Regions from separate parts of the Mus musculus genome. Here region 2 is linked to region 1. A link is a loop called in an ENCODE intact Hi-C map of the cell type or tissue named here. Cell type or tissue: gastrocnemius. All regions are shown on one strand. Each heading gives the region's core, and the rest is flanking DNA. Links, peaks and the distances in the headings are about the cores only.

Region 1 (11,816 bases), core at 3,919-8,918:
CCCCAAGGACCATCCTCCTGTCTGTACTTTCACAGCTCTGAGACTACAACTCTATGCTTTTTTGTGTGGGAGACAGACAAATCTAGGTCTTCATGTTTGAGCAGTAAGTGGCTTACTGTCTGAGACATTGCCACCACTTCTGGAATCTGCTATAAAGACAGCCTCCATCCATAAAGGCTCTTTCCTCATGAGCTCATAATTTTTCACAAAGACACACTTCCTTATTCCCTCATGGTGGGGTTTAGGTTCAGTGTCTGAGTTTCAGAGGTTCATGAACAGTCTGTAATGGGCTCCTTGGCAAAGGCAGGAATGAACACAAGTGAAAGCTGGAGATGTGACCATGTTTCTCTCCAGGGGTGAAATACTTTCAGCTCTTAAGAGGAACTGCCATTCTGACAAGGAGCAAAGATGCTGGGATGATTTCCATTTGGTTCTTATCATTCCCAGATCTCCAGGGTGAGGTAGAATGTCCAGATTTACAGGTCTGTGTAAATCTGGAGACCCAATATCCATTGAGGTTAGACCCATCTGTCTCCAGCCTCTTTGGATAGACACTATGAAGGTGTCAGTGGAGCTCTTCCTGGTGGTTACAACGAATGAAAACTTGTCCTGCAGAGCTGTCTGCTGGGCCTCAGCAGCTGGGGTAGGTGCCAGGGGTTGAGCAGCCCAACTCCCTGGGGATCAGGTCTGCCTTCATTATTTCCCAGAAGCTCACCGGATGGGAGACTAGACTAGTTCAGTCATCTCTACTGACATAGCTCTTTTAATAAATGGAGGTATGTTTCACAAAGTTAGCTATGACCTTGTGTCCTGATTATTCTGTTGCTTTGATAAACTACATGTCAGAGCAACTCAAGGCAGTTTGAGAGTCCAGTCCATTATGGCAAGGACGTCAAGGCGGCAGGTGTTTGAGTGGAAGCTGCTTGTGCTGTATGAGGTCAGAGAGCAGAGAAATGTGGATGCTGGTGCTCGCCTCACTCCTTTCTTTTGATTCGGTCCAGGACTCCAGCTCAGGGAATGGACCTGCTCATAAGTAGATGTAAGAGCCAAAGTTAACCAGGAAGTTCCACTTGCCCAGGGACAGGATAATTTCCGGGAACACTACAGCAGGTGTGCTTGATCCCGTGTAGGTGGGAGGGACATAGGCAGGAAATACATCAGGATGTGTGCTTGTCCCTGATTGAGCCTGATGGGAAATGCACTGACTTATGGATTCTGCTGTTTTAAGCCCCTACAAAACATAACCGTATCCACTCCCTGGGACCCCAGGGTGGACCTGACCAGGGTCTATCCTAGTCGGTATTTAATTAATTAAAGCCTTGCTTCAGATTTGGCTCAAAATTGTGGAACTAGTTTTTCTCTTGAGAATCTCAGTATTAACCACAATTGAGGCAGATTTTCCTTCCCATATCTGTTTATCTAATCCACATAGTGCCTCACAGGCTTGCTCCGAGGCTAGTTTCCTACATGATTTTAGTCCAGGTCAAGTTAAAAGTAGTAACTGGCACAATTCTTTTCAAATTTGCTTTTTTTTCCCCCTTTTTTCTTTTGAGACAGGGTCTCAGGCTGCCTGGGAACTTGATAGGTGACTGAAGTCAGCCTTGCATATATGATCCTGTTTCTACTTTCTGGCATTGAGATTAAAGCACACTCTCACATGTGGTTTATAAGGTGCTGGAAATGGGCTCCAGGCTTTGGCCCAGCTACGAACCACCCCAACTGAGCTAGAGCCCCAGACCTTTTCCTAATGTATCACCACTTAGTGCATTCATAGAGTGGGGCAAACATTAGCTGCCTCATTCTGACACATTTGTTCAACCCTAAAGAAAACTGCTGGGATTACAGGAAAGAGATCTTCTCTATCCTATTGCTAGGTTCATGACTGACAGCCCAACAACAAGTGATGATAACAAGAGAAAAGGTTAAGAATTTATCCATATGGGTTGAATATCCCTTATCTGGAACATCTGGAACCAGAAGTATTTTGAATGCTGATTTTGAAATATTTGCATATATTTGCATATGCACAATGAGATGTCCTGGTGATGGGGCCCAAGCCTAAACACTAAATTCAATGTTTCAGATCTTCCATATACATACAGACAAATCATTTACTACCATATTTTTAGTGTATTTCTGTATCGATTAGGACTTGTTACTCCATCCACACTTGGTATGGAATTTTCAACTTGAATTGGTGCTGAAAAGGTTTCAGGCTAGGAATGTAGTTCAAGAGTAGACTGCTGACCCAGTATACATAATGCCCAGGTCTCCATCCCTTGCACTATAGGAGGAAAAAAAAAAGGATGATTTCAACCATTTATACGCTGGGATATGGTGTCTTATACCTATAATTCCAGTACTTTGAAGGCTGACACAGGAAGATTACTGTGAGTTTAAGGACCATGTCACCGTAAAATATTCCAGGTGTTTAAGCATTTAAGACTTTTGAGCTCTCTTGGGACCGTGTGGTGAAGTGTCATAGGAGTATGTGGAGGTCAGAAGTCGAGCCCAGCTGTTATTCCTCAGACACTGCCCACCTTGTTTTTGTTCATGTGTCAGGGTCCCTCACTGACGTAGACTGGCTGGCTAACTAGTCAACCCCAGGGACCCGCCTTTCTTGGCTTCCCAATACTGGAATTACACGTCGCTGACTTTTTTCATGGCTTCAAAGAATCAAAATCAGGTTCTTGTGCTTCTGCAGCAAGCATTTTATTGATTGAGCCCTCCCCAATTCCCTGTGTGACATTTCTGTCCTTTGGGTGTAGGACAGGACACCTGTCACTCAGTCTTCAGGGTATAAAAGCATGAGGAGGTCCAAGTACCCTCCCTATTTCTGCCATTTCCTCGAATGCCATGGCGCCCTATGTTCCCACTTCAGGCTAACATGTTCTAAGCCTCGCTGTGCCTCTTCCCCAGGTCATTAGTGCCCACTGTGCTCTTTTCCCTTCGGATGCATATTTTTATATAAATAGAATTCATCCAACATGTGATCTTTTGTGCCTGGCTCATTTCTTCACATCATCTTTTCAAGGATCCCCTGAGTTCTAGCATTTCAAACCTTGCTGCTAAATGTTGCACTTACAGGAGGCTACATTCTGTGTATACACCCATCTGTAGATGGGTAACAAAAACTAGTCCTCACTCCATCACTGGGCTCCACCCCACAGCCATAAAAACCTGAGTTTAGGATGCAGATACTCCAGTCTAATAATATTCCTATCTCCTTTCTTCATCTCCATCCCTCTGTCTTTAACTGCCAATGTCTCAGTGTTTTGTACACGTGTGTGTACACACATATGTATGTGTACAGGCACATGCTTGAGTATGTGTGCATACACACACACACACACACACACACACACACACACACACACCACTGGCCACCAAAACTGTTGCATGTGCTCAGAGTCAAGCCAAGGTAAACACGATTAGGAACTTCTAGAAGCAAGAGAAAACTTCCCTACAGAATGACTTTGGTTTCCCTCCAAGTTTTCCAGCCTAGAAAATTCACTGCTTTCAACAAATTGAAGCAAAGGGGAAATTGTCACTTTCACTTACAGCCAAAAATATTTCAGGTGGCTGACTTGTAGTACCCTGTACATACGAGCCCTGGCTGGGGCCCCTAGTCAGCCCAGCCAGTTGCCTCAAAGCTATCTCTGCAACAGGATCAGTTCCCAGGGACAAAATCATGTCTCTGTATGGTCACCTCCTAGCACCCTGGGTGTTAAACGACATCTCAGCAAGTGTGTGTAAGAATGGCACAGGTCATCTGTGGAGGTCACAGGAGAGTTTGCAGAGATGGTTCTCTCCTTCCACATGTGGGTCCTGGGCGTTGATCTCAGGTTGTAAGGCTAGCTATCACAGGCATATGCGAGTTCTGGGGATAGAACACAGGTCCTCATGCAAGTGCTTTCCCAGGATAGGCCAGCTTCCAGCCTCATTTCTTTTTCTTTTCTTTCTTTTTTCCAAATTGAAATTAGCATTTCTTTGATGAAGTGGAGGAGAAAGAGGAGGGAGAAGAGGAGGAGTAGGAAGAGGAGGAGGAGGAGGAGGAGGAGGAGGAGGAGGAAGAGGAGGAAGAGGAGGAGGAAGAGGAGGAAGAGGAGGAGGAAGAGGAGGAGGAGGAGGAGGAGAAGGAGGAGGAAGAAGAGGAGGAGTAGGAAGAGGAGGAAGAATAGGAAGAGGAGGAGGAAGAGGAAAACGAGGAGGAAGAGGAGAAGGAGGAGGAAGAGAAGGAGGAGGAAGAGGAAAAGGAGGAAGGGGAGGAGGAAGAAAAGGTACCAATGGCCGATCCTGCTAGTATTCTGATATATTAGGTGCTCCTAAGCATTTAGAGGTCCTTTATCTTCTCCAGTGGCACCTTATGCATATTCTCCACGTTAATTCTCAGTTGCTTCTATTACTGCTATCAGGCATAGAACTTAAACAGGGATGCTGAGGTACACTTATCCGTACAGGGTTGCCATCTCTGGCTGCACTTTGGAGTCCCCCAAGTTGAATTTAATACAGTCCTCTATTTTCCTTTCAGAGTGGACTAGAGGCCTGCAGTTTAGAGGGAAGACAATATTCCCAAGGTCTGGGCAGTAACAGAAGTCAGTCTGAATGTGTGTGTGTGTGTGTGTGTGTTGAAAGAACCAAAAAGCAAGGCTAGGATGTAGCTCACTACGTTTGCCTAGCACACACAAAGCCCTGTGTTCTATGCTTCGCACTGTATAAACCAGGCATGATGGTATGTGCCTATAATCTGCCTGAGAGACAGGCAGAAGGTCAGAATCCAAGACCATCCTCCACTACATATGCATTTGAGGCTAGCCTGGGCTATGTAAGACTCAGTCTTTAAAGAAAACAATCAATCAATCAATCAATCAATCAAACAAACAAAAAACTAACTTGAATTAAAAAAAAGTCCCAGGGCTGAAGAGATGGTTCAGCAGTTGAGAACACTGGCTACTCTTCCAGAGAACCAGGGTTCAATTCCTAGCACCCAGATGACAGCTCACAACTGTCTGCAACTCCAGTTTCAACCAATCTGATCTCTTCACACAGATATTCATGCAGGCAAAACACCATCGCACATAAACTAAATAAATTGTTATAAGAAAGAAAGCAAGAAAGAAAAAGTCCATTTTTCAATCTAATCACAGCGTGAAACCCTCAGGAAACATCTGATCCAGATGTCTACCCACTGTTCCATGGGATACCATGATTAAAAGGACCGGAAGGACCCCAAACGACCATGTAGTCAGGAACCCAGGACCATGTGGTTTATGGGGATGTAGGGATGGATGTTCCCAGAGGGACTGGCCTCCTGCAAGACACGACAGAATCTGCATGTGGGCCAGAATAATTTGTATGCTGTTACCTCTTCCCCATCGGCAGCTGTGACCTCCAGACAGTGTTTTCCACAGACACACAAGCTCCAGGGAAGCACACACCTTTCCTAAATCATTTATGTGCATTCCGGAGAAGCCAGGGACTTAGTAACATCTTAGGCTCGCTTCAATTAGCTCTGCAGCGCCAGGCATGGTGGCGCACGCCTTTAATCCCAGCGCTTGGGAGGCAGAGCCAGGCAAATTTCTGAGTTCGAGGCTAACCTGGTCTACAGAGTGAGTTCTAGGACAGCCATAGCTACACAGAGAAACCCTGTCTCGAAAACAAACAAACAAAAAACAAACAAACACCCCAAAAAAACCCAACTAACTCTGCAGCAGGGGACGACCTTGAACCTCTAATCCTTCCACAGGTGTGTACTGCCTGTCTTTGCAGTGCTGGGTCTGGAACCCAGACCTTTGTACTAGTTAGGAACACTATTAAGTAAGTCACATCTCCAGACCCAAGAGTGATTTCATACAAAACCTGGTCCGGTGAGCAGTGATCCTTGAAACCCTGGAGTCTAAAGGGTGCAGAAAGGTAACTGAAACCCCAGATATTCTCACTTGCTCCTTAGTGCCTGGTGCTTTATTCGCTTTGTAAAAACCTCAAATAGATGTGAAGTTTGATGTGAACTGAGACAAAATTCACCCCATACTTTCTGTTACCAAATTTAGCTGTTCCACAAACTAAAAATGTCCACTGTGGGCACGTATTTTCAGCTCAGGGTCACAGCTTTGACAGCCTGCCTGGCTGGCAGGTCAGATAATCCTTGTGTTAACACAGGTGCTGGCACATCATAGGAATTCTCACATACCTGATGATTGCATAGAGATATTTGATTCCTAAGCAACCATGAAAATTCATGTGTCAGTTCCTAAAGAGGTCGGGTTACTGGGCATTAACAAGTTTCTAAAAATGTCTAACCCTCCGTGTGCTTCTGCTTACCGGCCTGGTACATGCTGATCTAAAGGTACCACAGAGAAGCCTATCAGAGGCAGAGTTTAAACAGAATTTCCCGGTAGCAATTTGCCTTTTTCTGAGGCAGTGTTTTGTAAATCTTTTTCTGAAGAGTCACAGTTGTTAATAAGTTTCTAAGAAAAAGAGGCGGAGAGTGTAGTCAATGAATTTGCAAATGACTGTATAAACACACAAGGAGGGCGTTTCTTGGCTGTTTCACAGCTCTGCAGTGTTGGCCCTAGCATGTGGTAGGCAAGCACACCATGCCTGAGCTGCAGCTGTGCCAGAGCTGCAGCTGTGCCTGAGCTGCAGCTGTGCCTGAGCTGCAGCTGTGCCTGAGCTGCAGCGCTACCTAGCTGCTGCAGACTGGAACTCTTTGAGTGCATAGAGCCTGTGTATTGAGGCAAAGCTGACCTCAGCTCTGCTCTAGCTGCTGTTGACTTTGCATTAGATAAATGACTGAACATGACTTTGAACTTCTGATCTTTCTGCCTCTAACTGAATGCTGGGATTACAGGTGTGTGCCCCAGGCCTGCTTTGTTGGTTTTTGTTTTTTTGTTTTCTCTTTTGTTTTGAGTGATTGTGCAAATTGTCCATGTCCCTTTATTTCTGGCCCTCCTGTTCCTACCTCCTAAGTTGGGAGATTATGAAGTCGATATCTATTTTTTTTTTTTGGTTTCAATGTTGAAGATAGAATTCAGAGTTTTTAATATTCACCAATTGAGCTATATCCTAGTCCTGGGACCAACATTTTACAAATGGAACAAAGATCACCATGTCCAAAGAGCTTGCCTCTGAGGTACTGAGGGGCAGAGTCCAGAGTGCTCTTCTTCATTCTCCACCCCATGGCAACCTTTGTGCCTCTCCTCTCTCCACACTCTCCTACAGCATGGCTCTCCTCTTTCTCTTCTCCCAGTCTCAAGCCCGAGAAACCCTAAAATCCCACCTCTGTCTGTCCTCCCCAACTACTAGGTGCTGACACCTTAATTTACCAAACAGAACCAACTCAGGCAGGGTTCTAGAAGCTATGTGCAGACCCTCTTGTGCAAATAGTTTTGGGGAGAACATAATTTGCATTTGTAATACAAGCAGCTACAAAGGACATTGGTGGAGGTGCAGCTTCAGTGGCAGTTGAAGGCCCAGGACTAAAGGGGTCATGCAAGGAAGTTGAGACTTGGCACTGTGAAGAAAGCCTATGAGAGGCTATTGGTGAAAGTGCAGCCTAGTGGCAGCAGAGACCCCAGCATATTGTAGATACCAGTACCACGGAATGACTACCAAGAACAGCAGCAGCAGAGGAGGAGAGTCAGCCAGAGCCTAGAGTGCTACAGAGGGCAGAGCTGGCGAAGTGCCCCAAGCCCTTTGGAGGATCTCAGAAGATCACGTGTGGATCCCAGACACTGGAACAAGAAGCTGTGAAGTTAAAGTTGCCTTGGAGACTCTCAGATGTTAGCGATGCCAGAGCTGTGGAATACCTGCCAAGGAAAGCTGCTAACAGGAAGTTGAACATGCCCAAGATCAAGAAGTGTCTTGCTGTCATTGTAGCTGGAAGGAGTTGGACATCAGACATGGAAATGCAGAGTTGGAGTTTGTCCATCTGGTTTTCAGTCTTGCTTTGGCCCAGTATTTCCTTACTATGACATTTTAGAATGTATATTCTGTGCCTTGATATGTTGAAAGTATGCGATCTGCTTTTTGATTTTGATTTTATATGTATTACAGTTAAGAGATCACATGAGTCTCAGAAGAGACTTCTAACTTTGGACTTTTAAACATTATTGAGACTGTGATAGACTATGTAGACTTTTGAAGTTGGACTAAATGCATTTTGCATTATGTTATGGCTGTAAGCCTATGGGATGTGGTGGTTAGAACAGGAATGGCCCTCATAGATTTCATGTGTTTGAATGCTTGCCCCATAATGAGTGGCACTATTAGAAGGTGTGGCCTTGTTGGGGGGAAAAGTGTCACTGTGGAGGTGAGCTTCAAAGGTCACACATATAAGCTCAAGCTATACCCAAGTGTAGAAGACAGTTTCCTCCTGGCTGCCTTTGGATCAAGATGTAAAACTCTTGGCACCTCCAGCACCATGGAAGTCAACCCCAAATAAATGTTTTCTTTTTTATAAGAGTTGCCTGGGTCATGGTGTCCCTCACAGCAGTGAAACCCTAACCAAGACAGAGGAGTTTATATATTGGTTCCCCTTCTATTCTGAGTGGGAATCATTTGGCATATTGGCCTAGCATTTGTCTGTGTTCAGTTAGTATCCTTTAAAGGCACGAGAAAGAAATGCCCATGTTAATGAAGCAATACAAGGAAAAAAAAGGAGCTGAAGCCATCGGTTAGGGTTAAGACAAGTGGTTGCTGATAAGATGCTGAGAGCAACATGGAGTGTTGTGTTGGGCCTTTGACAGGGAAAGGAGACATAAGTGGGGATCCTAGAAACTTTGAGGCATTATATTATTAGTTTTATATTTTCAGATTTTATATTCTTAGTTTTGATAGGTGCCATTTTCTGTATGGTGTTCATGTTTGTGGCAAAGGGAAGACTCTAGGGGAGCTCTCTCTGCTACCATTACAGACATTTGGTAAATCCCAGTAAGAGCTCAGCCATTTAGTTCGTGCAGAAGTCCTCTGACATAACATCCTTTCTCACCGTCCTTTAGAACTCCTTCTAGAATGCTGGCATTAGCTATGACTCTCTTTGTTATGCGTGTCGGTTCATGTGTGTACAAGTGCACATATGTGTGTGTGGTGTATATGTGGAGGCCAGAGGTCAACAGTGGATGTTTTTCCTCAGGAGTTGGCTACCATGCTTTTTAAGAAAGGGACCTTCACTGGCCTAGCGCTTGCTCAGCAACACCCAGGGATCCACCTGCCTCCACCTTCCTGGGTCTGTGATCACAGGTACACACTGTTGCATCTGGCTATTTATATGGGCCCTAGGAATTAAACAAAAATCCTTATGATTTACTGGCTGAGCCATCTCCAAAGCTTTCTTTTTCTTTTTAAACAAACAAATAACTGAGTTAATCACATGAAAAAAATTGGGGGTCCCTGTAAACTCTACTGCTGGAAGAGAAATGAACCTTAAGAGGCAAGAAGGCTCGGCACAATTTAGTAAAGTGGGGTTGGTTTAAACTTCATGATCTGGCCCCAAGGAGATTATTGTACGCATATTTAAGCACAGTACAATTTAGAAAAAAAGGTTCCTAGTGTAATACAACCCTGGGTACACAAGTAGGCATAATTACATAGAAACTCAACTGACAGTACATGTCATTTCTTCTAAGAAGAGGGGTTCTAGAGATAGATTACAAATACTAGCTTAAGGGCTTAGGGGAGAATCTGGTGTGAGCTTAGTCATACAGATAGTGTAGAGGTCTTTTGGGTTGTTAGCCACCTCCAGCCCTGACTGTGGGAGCCTAGAGGAGCCCCTGGCCATACAAATAAGGCAAAGGTCACTGCGAATATTAGCCACCTGCGGTCCTGCTTGTGGGAGCTGAATACGGCCAGATCCTTCAGATCATGCAGATCACCTGGCTATTAACTGCCTCCATTCACAGCTTTTTGGGTAGAAAACAGATTATATATCTTTTTTTTCACTGAAAAGACAACCCTGCATGTTTAACATTCCTGATTTCCTTAGTGGTCTGTGGGCGAAAGGATCTTTGTGCTCCCAACAAAAAAGGAGAGGAAAAATATGAAAAGTTTTTTATCTTTGTATGTTGAGTTCTATGATTTCTTCTTGCTTGGGCTTGATCAAACATAGTTTGTATTTTTCAAGAAAAATACCAAGACCCTCTTTTTCTTTTGTTACAACTTGAAAAGAGAGATATGGGGTAACAGGATGGTAGTTTTCTCAAATGTGCAAGGGGCTTGATTGTCAGCAACACACATGGTCATGCTTCTCCGGCTCTGAAACTTGGCTTCCTATTAATTGAATAATGACAAATTGTTCTCCTAACATCTCAGGGGTCTTCAGTCCAGTCTAGAACTTATTAAGGACCCACTCAGTGTAAAGCGCTAGTCCAGCAATAGTGGAAACTGGGTCAAGTGTCTCTGTAAGGAAAGGCTTCTCAGTTTCAGAGGAGAAGACCTTTGGAAGCTAAAAGCATTTTTAGGCTTGGAAACAGAGCTCAGTTGGTAAGAGTACTTGCTTAGCACATGCAAGGTCCTGGATTTTGTACCACATAACTGGGGGTGGATGCAGACACCCAGCATGTGGGTAGTAGAGGCAGGAGGATCAACAGTTCAAAGTCATCTTTAATTACAATAATAAGGTCATCCTGGGCTATGTGAGACTCTGCCAGAAAATAAGACAAAACCAAAAGAAGCTCCCTTAAAGGGCTGGAGAGATGGCTGAGTGTGCAAGCCTGGCCACGTGGATTTTGGGTCTGGAGACAGCAGCACAACGTCGGTAATAATATCAGTGGACACAGGGGTCAGTCCTGGGGTCACTTAGCTTGGCTTACACGACAGCAAAGAGATTCTGACTCAGACAAGGTGGAAAGACAAGGACTGATGTGCTTTGTAATGTGTGTGCCCACTTGCATGCTCACACACACTTTAAAAGAAAAAGAAAAAAAGTCTCCTCATTCCAAAATTTAATTACTGTTCAGGCAAATGCATATGGCTAATAAGATATTTGAACATATTTTATAAAGTCAATTTATATTGAAACCAGACCACAGTATCCAACTTATGACTCATTCTGCTAATACTTAACTGATTTTTCCTCTGTTCTCTAACTTGTAATCATTATAAGATGATCTATGATCTGTGATTAATTCTTAACTGCTTAGGTACAGAGCAGTGGTGACCTCACACAATGATGGGGCCTTCTCAAGCCATCCATTGGAAAGAACCCAAAGAAGCAACCATATTTCATACCCTTCCTGTCTTTCACAGAGTTTTTCTTCCCTGATACCTACTCAGACTATCACTGCAAGGAAGCACCTAAGACCAGAGAGACCATTACTAATGGCTGGGAGTAAGCACTGGTGACTAGACATAACTCCGTGCTAAGGCCCAAGACCAAGAGGCTGGGGAGATAAGAAAGCCCACCTGTTAAACTACCTTACAAGCACAAGGACCTGACTTCACGTTCCACAGCTCACATAAGAAAGCCAGGCTAGGCATGGTGGCATTTTCTTGTAATCCCAGAGCCAAGGGACAAAGACAAGGCAATCCTTAGAGCTTGTTAGCTAGCTTTGTGGCCTACTTGATGAGTGTTTGGTTCTAGTAAGATACTTTATCTCAAAAGACCAAGATGAGGAATGATAGCTGACATTGTTCTCTGGTCCCCATATATAGGTGCTCATACAAGCACTTGTACCTGCACTGAATAGACACACATACACACCTGCATGCATACACAGATACATACATGCATGCATGCATGCACATGCACAGACACAGACACACAAAGACACACATGTAAACACATGCAGACACACAGACATGCATGTGCACACATGTGT
Region 2 (11,816 bases), core at 6,102-11,101, 63 kb before region 1:
TCTCTTTATTACTGCCAGAGGGCTCCACAGATTATAGAGCACTATGTAATGGAGACATTGATCTTGAAATATCTTCAGTATGAAAGTCCTATGAGTATTCTAACATTTATTTGATTCATAGGTTGTCTTTAGCTACTGAATTTTTCAGTTGCTTTTCAGCAGAGGCAGTTTACAATGACACGTGCACATCCACTGACGACAGAATATTCATTTCTCTTTCTTTCAACTCACACCAAATAAATAGGCTGACATGCTTGATAAATAACATCTTACATGTTGGGGAGCATCTGTGTTTCCAGACAGTTATCAACTCCTGGCCCTGATGGATGTCTATGGCCAGTGATGCAAGGAATGGGTGCAGACATTAGGTTCCCAACAAACATTAGTCCCATTCCTCTATAGTTTACCAAAAGAGATTAAAAATATAGTATATTCAGTTATTGTTACATTTTGGACAGATGATCTTTAGAATAAGTATGCTCTAGATATTTCCTGGGATATTATTATGCCAAAAATTATTTGAATATAAAGGAAACGTGACAGCTTCTATTTTGCCTAACAACCATTCCCTCTCCCATATTGCAATCCTTAGTGTCCTTTTCCAAAAACTGAATTTGGGGCAAGGGAGATAGCCCACTCAATAAAATGCATCACAATTATAAGGATGTAAGATCAGATCTCCATCACTCACATATAAAGCTAGGCAAAGTAAAGTGTGTCTCTAGCTCCAGCCTTTGAGATGGGAGACAGGAGGATCTTGGGAACTCACGGTCCAGTTAGCCTAGATGAGTAAATGAGCTCCTAGTTCAGTGAGAAATTCTGTCTCAAAAAGTAAGTTGGACGATACCTGTTGTCTTCACCTGGTCACGGACATACAAGTGCATAAACCTACAAACACATATACATACATCCCAAAGAGCTGAATTCTGCTTTTTTTTTTTTTTTGCTAGTGAATTTGGTTAAGAGAATTATGTAGGAATAATTAGAAGAAATTTATTTTCACAAATCAGAATAATTTCCACCCACTTAAGAATTCAATTTTTTAATGCTACTACAAACACAAATCCTTTCTGCATCATTGCTTGGCCTACAATGGTAGATGATAAATATGTATTAAATGAATGAATGAGTACACAAATGGCCAAATGCCTGGCATCTTAGCTGTGGTCACTGTTGCTGTGATGAAAAACCATGACCACAATCAAGTTGTGGAAGAACAGTTTAACTGGTTTATGTTTCCAAAGTCATAATCCATTACTGAAGGAAGTTAGGACAGGAGCTCAGATGTGGCGGGAACATGGAGATGGGAGCTTATGCAGAGGCCATGGGAGGATTCTGCTTACTGGCTTACTCAGCATGGCTTGTTTAGCTTGCTTGCTTATAGAATCCAGGACTACCAGCCCAGGTATGATCCCACTCACAATGGGCTGGGCCCTCCTTCATCAATCGCTAATTAAGACAGTGTTCTACAGGCTTGGCAACAGTCCAAACTTATGGAGGTATTTTCTCAGAGTTCCCTCCTGTCAGATGACTAGCTTGTATTAAGTTGACATAAAATTATCGAGTACAATTGACCCTTTGTCAGCTTGACACATAATGCTTTTTAAAATATAATATTTCCTTTTTTTTGGTTCATCCCAAAGATCTCATGTTAGTAAATATAAATATTTTTCACAAATATTAAAACATTGCAAACTTAAAAATACAATAGTCTTTACAAAATTCAAACACTTTAAAATTTTAGTCTCTATAAAAATTTAAAGTCTTTTCAAAGCCAGTATTGTATACAGCAAAGAGGCCTTGTGCACACAGATCAGCCCTGAAGAAGCCAGCCAGTTAAACACATAACTCACCTCTTCAGTGTAATGAGGTATACAGCTGCTCTTCCTGGAATGCCAGGAATGATGCAGTTTTATAGCTTCTTGCTGACTGATGAGGCAGACTCTGTCTGTATCTCCCAGAAATTGTGTTTTTACTTAGTCTAGACCCTTTCCAGTAAATCTTGAGTACTACTTTTAGACCATAAAATTTGTTCTTACAAGTGACATTACTTACGCTTTACAACATCCTAAGTGACTTCTCAGATGAAGGGTTGAGAAGAGAGCTGTACCCAAGCTGTGTGACCACACAGCTTGGACTGAGCCCAGAGTGTTTCCTTCTCTGTTCTAGCTATATCCCAAGGCCTGGAAGCTTCTAGCCTCCATACAATCTAATCTTCCAAGATGACTAATTCAATCTGGCTTGTCTTGGCTTCTGTCTGAATTGTTCTGCCGGGCCTCACACTAACTTTGGAGATGTGTTCTAACCTTCTGGCTCATTCTCATTCTCTGGCTCATTGTTCTTCACTTTGTTCTCTGTCTTCTAGCTTGTTCTCTCTGTAACCTGTCTCTGTAAAACTGTCCTGGTGAAACTGCCATATACACCACTATCTCTCAATATCACTCTCTCTCTCTCTCTCTCTCTCTCTCTCTCTCTCTCTCTCTCTCCTTCATTTGTGTTCACTTCAGCTAAATGTTCCTTCACTTGTTTGCTCCAGCAAAACACCAAAAACACCATCCAACTGACTTTCCAAAGAACCATTAGGTTTCCACTTCATACACCTCTATGTTTTTTAGGGTAGGCCAATCCTGACGCTAACATGCCTCAGTCATTCTCCCTAGACCCTAAATTTTGGGCACTATCTCTGAGTCAACAGTAAACATTCTTGTGAAAGAAGTCAGGTGTACATTGTAAAAAATCTCATTGTAAACATGTATTAAATGGTTGTGCAATTGGGACTGAGTTAATTGTTATGTAAACATTTTTTTTCCAAAATTATGCTGTACTTAAACATGTCTGAAGTACAAGATCTGGGCCAGACTCTAGAAGTCCTGGTCTAGCACTGCCTACAATAAAATCAGGCTGAGCTGAGTTTCATTCTTACCTCACCCTAATAATCTGTTCCCTGTCTGTTGTAGAGCCTGCAGGGAAATCTCCACTCAAAATCTCTTTTAAAAATTCAAAGTCCCTCAACTGCCGATGCCTATAAAATCAAAAATATGTTAAATACTTTCTAATCCAAAGAGGGAAGAACCAAGGCACAGTCATAATATGAACAGAACAAAACCACACTCCCATCAGTGTAACTAATTCAATATCCAATATTTGGGATTCAGTCAGCATCATCTGGGCTCTTCCAAGAAGTTTTGGTCACTTTTCTATCTCCGCCCTCTGCAGTATATACAATCTATGTTCTAAGCTTACACAGGTTCCACTCTTTGGCTGCTACTGTTCTTGGTGGTCATACCATAGTACTGGCATCTCCAAATTCTGGGATCTTCTGCCTCAACTGGGCTTCACTTTCACAAATAGTCTTTCTTGGGCTCTATTCATCATGTCAAACTTCAAATTTTCTCTCTGACCTCTTCAGTCATGAGACTTCCACTGCTATTCTGCCTGTACCTTCACCGTTGGCTTCTCCTGGGATGTCAGAGTGCCAAGCGTTAGAGTTCACCATGACCCCTTCATGCCTTCAAAACCAGTTACATCTGGGAGACTCTTACACATGACCAAGTTTGGTTGCCAGCACAAGGCACAACCTTGTCTACTCTGAACACAGCTTGCATGTGCTGATTCCAACACCTCAATGACACTGGCCTCTACTAAATTAAAGCTGATTGTTCAGCTCCAGCTGATCAACATCTATTGTCCCTGTAAAAGCCTAGGTAAAATATTAAGGCCTAGATGGAATGTTAAGACCTAGGTAACTGTTACATAGATAGCCTGCCATTCTGTGCTGTTACTTATATTATAAGGAAACTTTTTCATGTCATCTAGGAAAATTTCTCATGCCCAAGTTGATTAAATATTCTGTTTTGTGTCTTTGGAAACCAACCATGATAGAAATCAATAGACCTGCTTTGTATAGTGACCCACAATAACCTTGGACCCAAACTAACCATCCAGCAGCACTCCCTGCACCTGAGCATAAGCTTTTATGGTATTTGTTTTTATCAACTATTCCTGAGATGGACTCCAACATAAGAGAGACACTTTGCTACATCATAAGAAGTTATTTGAAATAAGACTTTCCTTTTGAGTAGAGGTTGAATAAGTTCTCAAGACCTTCCTGATAACTGACATCCTGGTTGGCAAGTTAAGACATGAATGTTATACAAGACAGGTCCCATCCTGATTAACAAGTTAAGACATGAATGTTCAGCAGGACAAGTCCCCTGTTACAGGTGAATACCCCAACCAATGGGAGTGGGATAAATGTTTCTAAGGAAATCCTGCATCCCTAAATCCTGATTGGTAGAATAACTTAGCACAGATGTTTATAGATTTTAGGCTTAAGAAGTCCTATTGGATCTTGATTTAATGTCTCAATTCAGTTACTGAGTATGAACCATGGCCCTGATCAGTCAGTTCTGGGGCATGTGCTCAATAAACTATCCCTGTCTGACTGAGATTGGTGTTTGTATGGTTTGTGAGGTGACTTCTGGACCCTAACAGTCCCAACAAAACAAAGGTTTTACTTTAGTGGTTCTATTTGCATGCTAATCACAGCTGATTCTTCGGTTCTAGCTGACCAGAAAACACAGATTCTTCACACAAATGGCCCAGTAGAATCTTTGCTTTCTTCTGAACTTCTCAAACTAGGCCTTCATCATCTTCATAGTGTTCAACACTCTTCTAAGCGCCTACAGAACAGCTTGCTGAGCTCTCAACACTTGATGGTTCTTCTAGCCCATAGTTCCAAAGTCTTTAAACAGTATTCCCCAAAGCAACATGGTCTGGTCTGTCACAGCAGTACCCCAATCCTCGTGCCAATTTGTCTTAGTTTGGGTTACTATTGCTATTATGAAACATCAAAAAATTAGTAAGCACATCTGGGCTCAGTTCTAATCTGTATGTGCTGAACATGTTGAGAAATAGGGAGTGCAATTTCAGCTAAAACGATGAGTTTATATTAAGTGAGGCCAGAGAAGACTCAAGAAAGAAGGAGTTATAGCGGGCTGAATAAAGACATCTTAATCCTCAGGACTTGAGAGTGTGTTATCTACATTACAAAAAAGAATTTTATTTGTTTATTTATTCCTGGAGACAGTTTCATGTAGCCCAGGCTGATCTTGAAAAATTTTTTTTAATTTTTTTTATTAGGTATTTTCCTCGTTTACATTTTCAATGCTATCCCAAAGGTCCCCCATATCCATCCCCCCCCCCAATCCCCTACCCACCCACTCCCCCTTTTTGGCCCTGGCGTTCCCCTGTACTGGGGCATCTAAAGTTGGCAAGTCCAATGGGCCTCTCTTTGCAGTGATGGCCGACTAGGCCATCTTTTGATACATATGCAGCTAGAGACAAGAGATCCGGGGTACTGGTTAGTTCATATTGTTGTTCCACCTATAGGGTTGCAGTTCCCTTTAGCTCCTTGGGTAATATCTCTAGCTCCTGCATTGGGGGCCGTGTGATCTATCCAATAGCTGACTGTGATCATCCACTTCTGTGTTTGCTAGGCCCCGGGATCTTGAAAATTTTATACAACCAAGAGTAATTTTGATTTTTTTTTTTGAGTCAGTTTCTTTGTGTAGCCTCAATTGTCCTGGAACTAGCTCAGGGCTGCTTCACCAACCTGTCCTGCTGTGTCAGGGTCAGAAGTGAGTAAGCCTGAGCTCGAGCTTATAATAAAGAGACCCTAGTGCGATTGCATCAGAATCGACTCTTTGGTGGTCTTTTGGGGTTCACAAAACAGGCACAATAAAAGCACACAGGCACTGGCAGAATTCCAGGGACTGGAGAGGAAGGATCTATTAGTATGTGTACACTGTGATAATAAGATTGCAGACCAGGAGCAGTAGAAAAACATTTTTCAAACAACTTTTTTTAACAGTTCAGGAAGAAAAAAAAAAAGTCTGGGCAGTGGTGGCGCACGCCTTTAATCCCACCAGCACTTGGGAGGCAGAGGCAGGCAGATTTCTGCATTGGAGTCTAGCCTGCTTTACAGAGTGAGTTCCAGGACAGCCAGGGCTACACAGAGAAACCCTGTCTCGAAAAACCAAAACCCAAAACAAAACAGTTCAGGAAGGTCGGATGGGTTTTATTCTGACTCCTCTTTCTTTGGTCTACAGATTGCCACCTTCTTCTCCCTTACCTTTCAGTTTCCTTCTCCTTGACTGCCTTCTTCCTTTTTTTTTACTCCCTGCCTCTCTGTGTTTGTGTCTTTCTTTCTGTGTGCATATTTATATATAAGTGCACATGGCATTTGGGAAGGTCATAGAACACTTTGTAGCAGTCTGCCACATGGGTTCTGGAGATTGAAGTCATGAGCATTTACCCCAGAGCTGTCCTTGCTGCCCCTCATTTTGGTTTATAAAATCAGAGTCTATAGAGTCCAAGCTTGTCTCAGACTCACTGTATAGTTGGAAATAATCTTGAACCCTTGACTGTTATGCCTCCACTCCCACTTAGAAATACAAGCAAGGACACCACAAATAGACCAAATAGCCAGTTATCATCTTATGTTTTTCTTCTATATGAATTCACCATGGTGTCTCTTGCTGCATCCGTATCCTCTCATGAAGGCACCGTACAGACTGTATTGCCTAGCTCAGAACCTCACTTTAACTGGATCACTTCTTTAAGGTCTCCAAATATAGTCACATTCTGAAGAGCTAAAAGTTAGGGCCTCAATGTATAAAATATGATAGGAGACAATTCAGCTTATAAAAAATGACTTATAATTAGTGACAATCCTTGAGAGAATTGGTCTATGGTTCAGGTTGAAGACCTAAGGAAACACTATAGCAGTCCAGCTTTGGTTGTTGGATGAGAGAAAGTGACTTCCCACATCAGCTTAAGTAAGATTGGCATGTAAACTGGGAGATTGTATTGCACCCCTACATTTTTCCTTGTTTTGATAATCATACTACACTTATGTAAGATGCCACACTTGGGGAGGACCAAGCAAAGAGCATATGGTAGCTGAACACTGTGGCCCAAGCCTGTAACTTTAGCTCTTAGGAAGCAGCAGCAGAAGGAGGATTAGGAATTTGAGGCTAGCCTGGGCAATGTGAGCTCTGACTCAAACAAAACAAAACAAGTAAGATTATATGGGAATTATTTGTATATTTTTATTTTCTGTTTTTTGTTTTGTTTTGTTTGTTTGTTTTGAAATTGGGTCTTGTTTTATAGCCTAGAGTGGGCAATTTGCCTTAAACTCTGGGCAATTTGCCTCAGCACTCCTCCCTTCCAAGTGTAGGGATGAGAGGGTATGTCTCACATCTGGCTTCCTTTGTATAATTTTCCTACATTTTCCCTGAGTCTGAAAATATTTCAAAATTCAAGCACCGAGTTGGTGAAGGGGTTTAGTAGCCTGACATCCTCAATTCAGTCCCCAGGACTTTACATAGTGGAAAGAGAGAAATAAAAATTGTCCTCTGATCTCCACACCCCCAACACACAGAGAGAGAGGGGGGGGGGAGAGGGAGAGAGGGAGAGATTGAGAGAATGTAAGTAATTGAAATAGGCAGGAGAGATGACTCAGTGGTTGAGAGTACTAGTTGCTCTTCCAGAGGACCCAGGTTTAATTCCCAGCACTCACATGGCAGCTAATGATGGTATGTAACTTTGTGGGCACTTAGTATGGTAAGTGATATACAGACAAAACACCTATACACATAAAGTAAAATTTAATGAATATTTAAAAATAAATAGAAAATATCTTTTTAAAGGTACTAGATTTTTTAAAAAAATAAAAACTACAGTGAACAAACAAGACAGAGGGGAGTGTTGGAAGAGAGGCTGGCTATCACAGAAGGAGGGTAAGGCAGAAAAAGACATGGAGAAAATGAGTTGCACAAGGTCAGAGCTTCTGCCTGCTCCCCAAATGCTCACCCTTGCCCCTGGAACTGACACCATGGGTCTCCAAGCCTGTTTTGGGATGTCAGGGGTCACGAAGACACAAGCTGGAGGGCAGAATAGGCACATCCAGCAGTAATTCATTCTTCTGACATCGGCCTATAGTGACCCAGTAAGATGATGTATTGTGTGCTAAAAGAATGATTCTCTGTATGCCAGCATCTCCAGTACATTGACACTTTGGAGCTAGCTTGCTTTCTTACTTTTTATTGCGGTAGTGGGGAACCGATGCCATGCTAGGCAGTCTGTTTTCTGAATGTCTCTCCTGGAAATTTCATGGAAATTGTCACATCCCGGTGGACGCCGTACATCACCACAGAAGCTCCGCCCTCTCGGTGGCCAGCTGTCACTGGATTGGACCAGCGGGTTGGGTGTGCAGAGGGAGGTCCAATCGCTCTGGCGCTTGAAATGCATGCAGTCAGGTGTGCAGGCCCTGAGGGCACCCGGGGCAGGTATGGCGAGCTGGTGGCGCGCGTTTCCACAGGCAGCACGGCGCTATCCGTGGCCCACTAACGTGCTGCTCTACGCCGGGCTCTTCTCGGCGGGTGATGCCCTGCAGCAGCGACTGCGGGGAGGCCCAGCCGACTGGCGCCAGACGCGTCGCGTGGCCACTCTGGCCGTGACCTTCCACGGAAACTTCAACTACGTGTGGCTGCGCCTACTGGAGCGCGCCCTGCCAGGCCGCGCGCCGCGCACGGTCCTGGCCAAGGTGCTATGCGATCAGACTGTCGGAGGGCCGATAGCCCTCTCTGCCTTCTACGTCGGTGAGGGGCCAGGGCCGGGCACTGGAGGCCAGGCAGGAGGCTCGGGAGTGGGGGTGGGTGCGGGGAACGGGGAGACCGGAGATCTAAAGCCACTGGGGCTAAGGCAGGAGGTGACAACTCTGCGGCCCGGGAATTAAGGCTGAAAGGAAGTTCTGAAGCAGCGATCGGAGGTCTGGACATTGGAGGACTTGAGGTTTCCAGAAGGAAGAATTTGGGGGCCGCTGGCCGGGGAACTGGAGATGCCAAGTGCCAGGGATTCAGAGGGTTGGTGTCCGAGCTGAGAGGCTGAGGTTGACAGAGTTCAGGAGGGAGAGGTCACTTTTCCTCCAGAAAGAAGCATCTTCAAGAGACCCTAGCTTAGCCCCATAGCAGCTCCATCCCTAGACTCCACCTGTTCTAGAAAAAGCCACACCTGAGGCTCTGCGGCCAGCACATTAACTCAAAAGTGATGGGATCGGTGGTGACTCTGGGGGCAGAGTGGGTGAAATATGCGATTACAGAAGTCATTTCCAGGGTCTTAGTCTTGCTTGAGCAACAAGATTTCCCTGGGGTGGGGTCACACAGAGAATGGGAGGGGGTGGTGTACCTATGAGGAAGCTGTTTTCAAGCCGGGCTGGATGAGCTGGCTTTGGGAATCTTTTCTGCCTGGTTTACTGAGAACAACAAAGGGTCTCTTGGTTTTTGTCTCCTTAGCAATTTCTGTATCCTAAAAGGCAGTGGCAGCTGGGGAGGGCCACTCCGTGTTTGGAGAGTCTTTTCCAGGGACTGTCATTGGGGATGGTAGATCACCAGCAACTGAGCCTAAAGCCTCCCTCCGGCCTCAAGCTGTGCCAACTGAACTATATTTGCAGTCTTTAGTTCGTTTTTAATTCTGAGACAGGGGCTCACTGAGTTGCTCAGGCTGGTCTTGAATTTGTGATTCTCCCACTTAAATCTCCCAAGTTGTTGGGGTGACATTCTTGACCCACCAGGCTCAGCTTGTTAATGTCTTCTAAAACCGAATAAAGGTAGGCGAACCATCTAGAAGAAACTTACCCTCCTCTGGGAGGTATTATAGGGAGTTTGTATTAACTTCCTTTCCTTCTATAACCCACAGGAAACATCAAAGACCTGGTGGCCTGTTATAGTCTCAGCTAATGCCATGGCTAAGGTCAGTGAAGTTAGAATAGACAACCAGAGAGCAAGAGGCTTTTTCTGATTTGCCCAAGCTCTGTGCCTTGTTCTCTCGAGCGATCTCTCAGCCAGCTTTGCAAACACATCCCAGTGCTTACTGTAGCTTGGTGCAGTGATGAGGGGGTTAGGAGCCAGGACTTAAGACTTGATGGGCTAGATTCCGATTTAATCTTTGAGCTACCATTTGTTGGATACTCTCACAATTCCCATGTCAGATAATGAGAACACAGGCATGGAGGGCTTGGAAGTTCACCAGAAGACAGCATGATCCAGACTTTTAGCCATGTTCTTCATCTTGGTATAGATAGTGATTGTGTGTATGATTACTCTGAGATTAGATAACAGTGCTGTCCCAGGGAGTGGGGGATGCCTAGCATGAAGGCCTGAGGCCTTCTCATCTATCACCTGTCTAGATTGTTGCTGTGTCTTACTGTCAGATTTCTGGTTCAGTCTCCTCTGCTTCTTGAAGGGGAACATGGGTGTGTGAGCTGAAAGTTTAAGGTGCTACTTGAAAATTGATAGTCAAATCTGTCAGATCTGTGTGACACAAGCCCTGTGTCAGATCTGCCTTGGGAAATGATGGATTAAAGAATGGGTCACCTGGCCGGGTTCTTGCTGTTAGCATCCCTGAACACTTTATTTTTAGACAAAGTAAGTCATGCTTTGTATTGCAGTCTGGCCTTGAGCTCACGATGCTCCTCCTGCTTCAGTCTTTTGAGTGTTAATTTTGTAGGACCGCTATGACTAGCTAGCTGTCTTTTTCTCCTTTTTTTTTTTTTTTTTTTTTTTTTTTTTTTTTTTTTGAGACAGGGTTTCTCTGTGTAGTCCTGGCTGTCCTGGAACTCACTTTGTAGACCAGGCTGGCCTCGAACTCAGAAATCCGCCTGCCTCTGCCTCCCGAGTGCCGGGATTAAAGGCGTGCGTCACCACTCCCAGCTTCTTTTTCTCCTTTTATTAAGTCTTCTCATCTCAGGAAATTGTTAGGAGGGTCAAATGATGTGATACATATAAGTGCTTAGCATTTACCTGGGTAAGGCCATCAGAGTACTGCTTACAGTATTTGCTCGGTTTTGTTTTCAGTCTTGTTCTAAGGATCTCCTGCAATTGACTAATAACACTTATCCTGTGCCCTGCCCACACCCCCAATCAGGGCTATCAGAGAATGTTTACACTGTCTTTTATAAGTAAGGCTTTGGCTCTGTTTCTTGGATGTCAAACTCTGATTAGAATATACTGATAGGACATGTGTAGTTGCTAGAATGTTCAGGATCCTTTATTTTTTTTAAAGGAATGAGGTTAGTGTGGGAGGTTGGCAGTGTAGCTCAGGGTGGGTTTACCATGCTTGGGCCCTGGGTTTAATCTCAGCACAAATAAAAAAGAAAACAAGAAAAGAACAAAAGAAAGGAAGAAGAAAAAGGAAAAAAATTTTTTTTCTTTTTTTCAAAATTGGGAGCAGGACTGCAGCTTAGTTGGCAGAGTGCTTTTTTTAGCAACTGGGCTCCACCCCCAGCAGCATGGAGCTGGGCATAGTGGTTCCAACCTGCAGTCCCAGCCCTTGGGAGGCAGGGACAGGAGGATCTCTGTGAGTTTGAGGCTAGCCTGGTTTACATAATGAGTTCCAAGACAACCAAAGTTATATGGGGGGGGGGGGGGGGGGAGGAAGGAAAGTGTTGGAGAGATAACTCCATAGTTAAGAACATTTGTTCTTGTAAAAGAACACGGTTCAATTCCCAGCAGCTCACAACCATCCACAACACTGTGGTTCATATATATCTATATCTATATCTATATCTATATCTATATCTATATCTATATCTATATCTATATCTATATCTATATATCTATATCTATATATCTATATCTATATATCTATATATCTATAGATATACACACACACATATATGTGTGTGCAAAACCACTCAAATATATAACATAAATCTAAAACGTTTTTTAAATACTTAAAAAAAATATAAGGAGACA

Evidence for each region. Hi-C counts contacts between places; a loop is a spot of excess contacts. Peaks named below come from ENCODE experiments on the same cell type or tissue, not always from the same donor. Only the 100,000 strongest peaks of a DNase experiment are listed, where the experiment ranks them.
Region 2: it touches region 1 in a loop (2.6-fold over the local background); 2 of 42 quality-filtered maps call a loop at or near these places.

Annotation. Positions count from the first base shown.
Region 1 is chr16:13,997,759-14,009,574 of GRCm38, forward strand. All of the region lies in intron 1 of Bmerb1 (bMERB domain containing 1), which reads left to right. Among named protein-coding and RNA genes, the nearest start is that of Ifitm7, 17 kb to the left of the region's middle. In gastrocnemius, for the core only: a CTCF peak has its summit at 6,698; a DNase peak (open chromatin) is centred at 7,669; H3K27ac peaks cover 460 bases.
Region 2 is chr16:13,932,361-13,944,176 of GRCm38, forward strand. It overlaps Mpv17l (Mpv17 transgene, kidney disease mutant-like), which reads left to right and starts at 8,305. Exons shown (of 4, transcript NM_033564.3): 1 at 8,305-8,663. The coding sequence starts at 8,354. In gastrocnemius, for the core only: no CTCF peak of the experiment used is centred there; a DNase peak (open chromatin) is centred at 8,284; H3K4me3 peaks cover 1,094 bases; H3K27ac peaks cover 461 bases.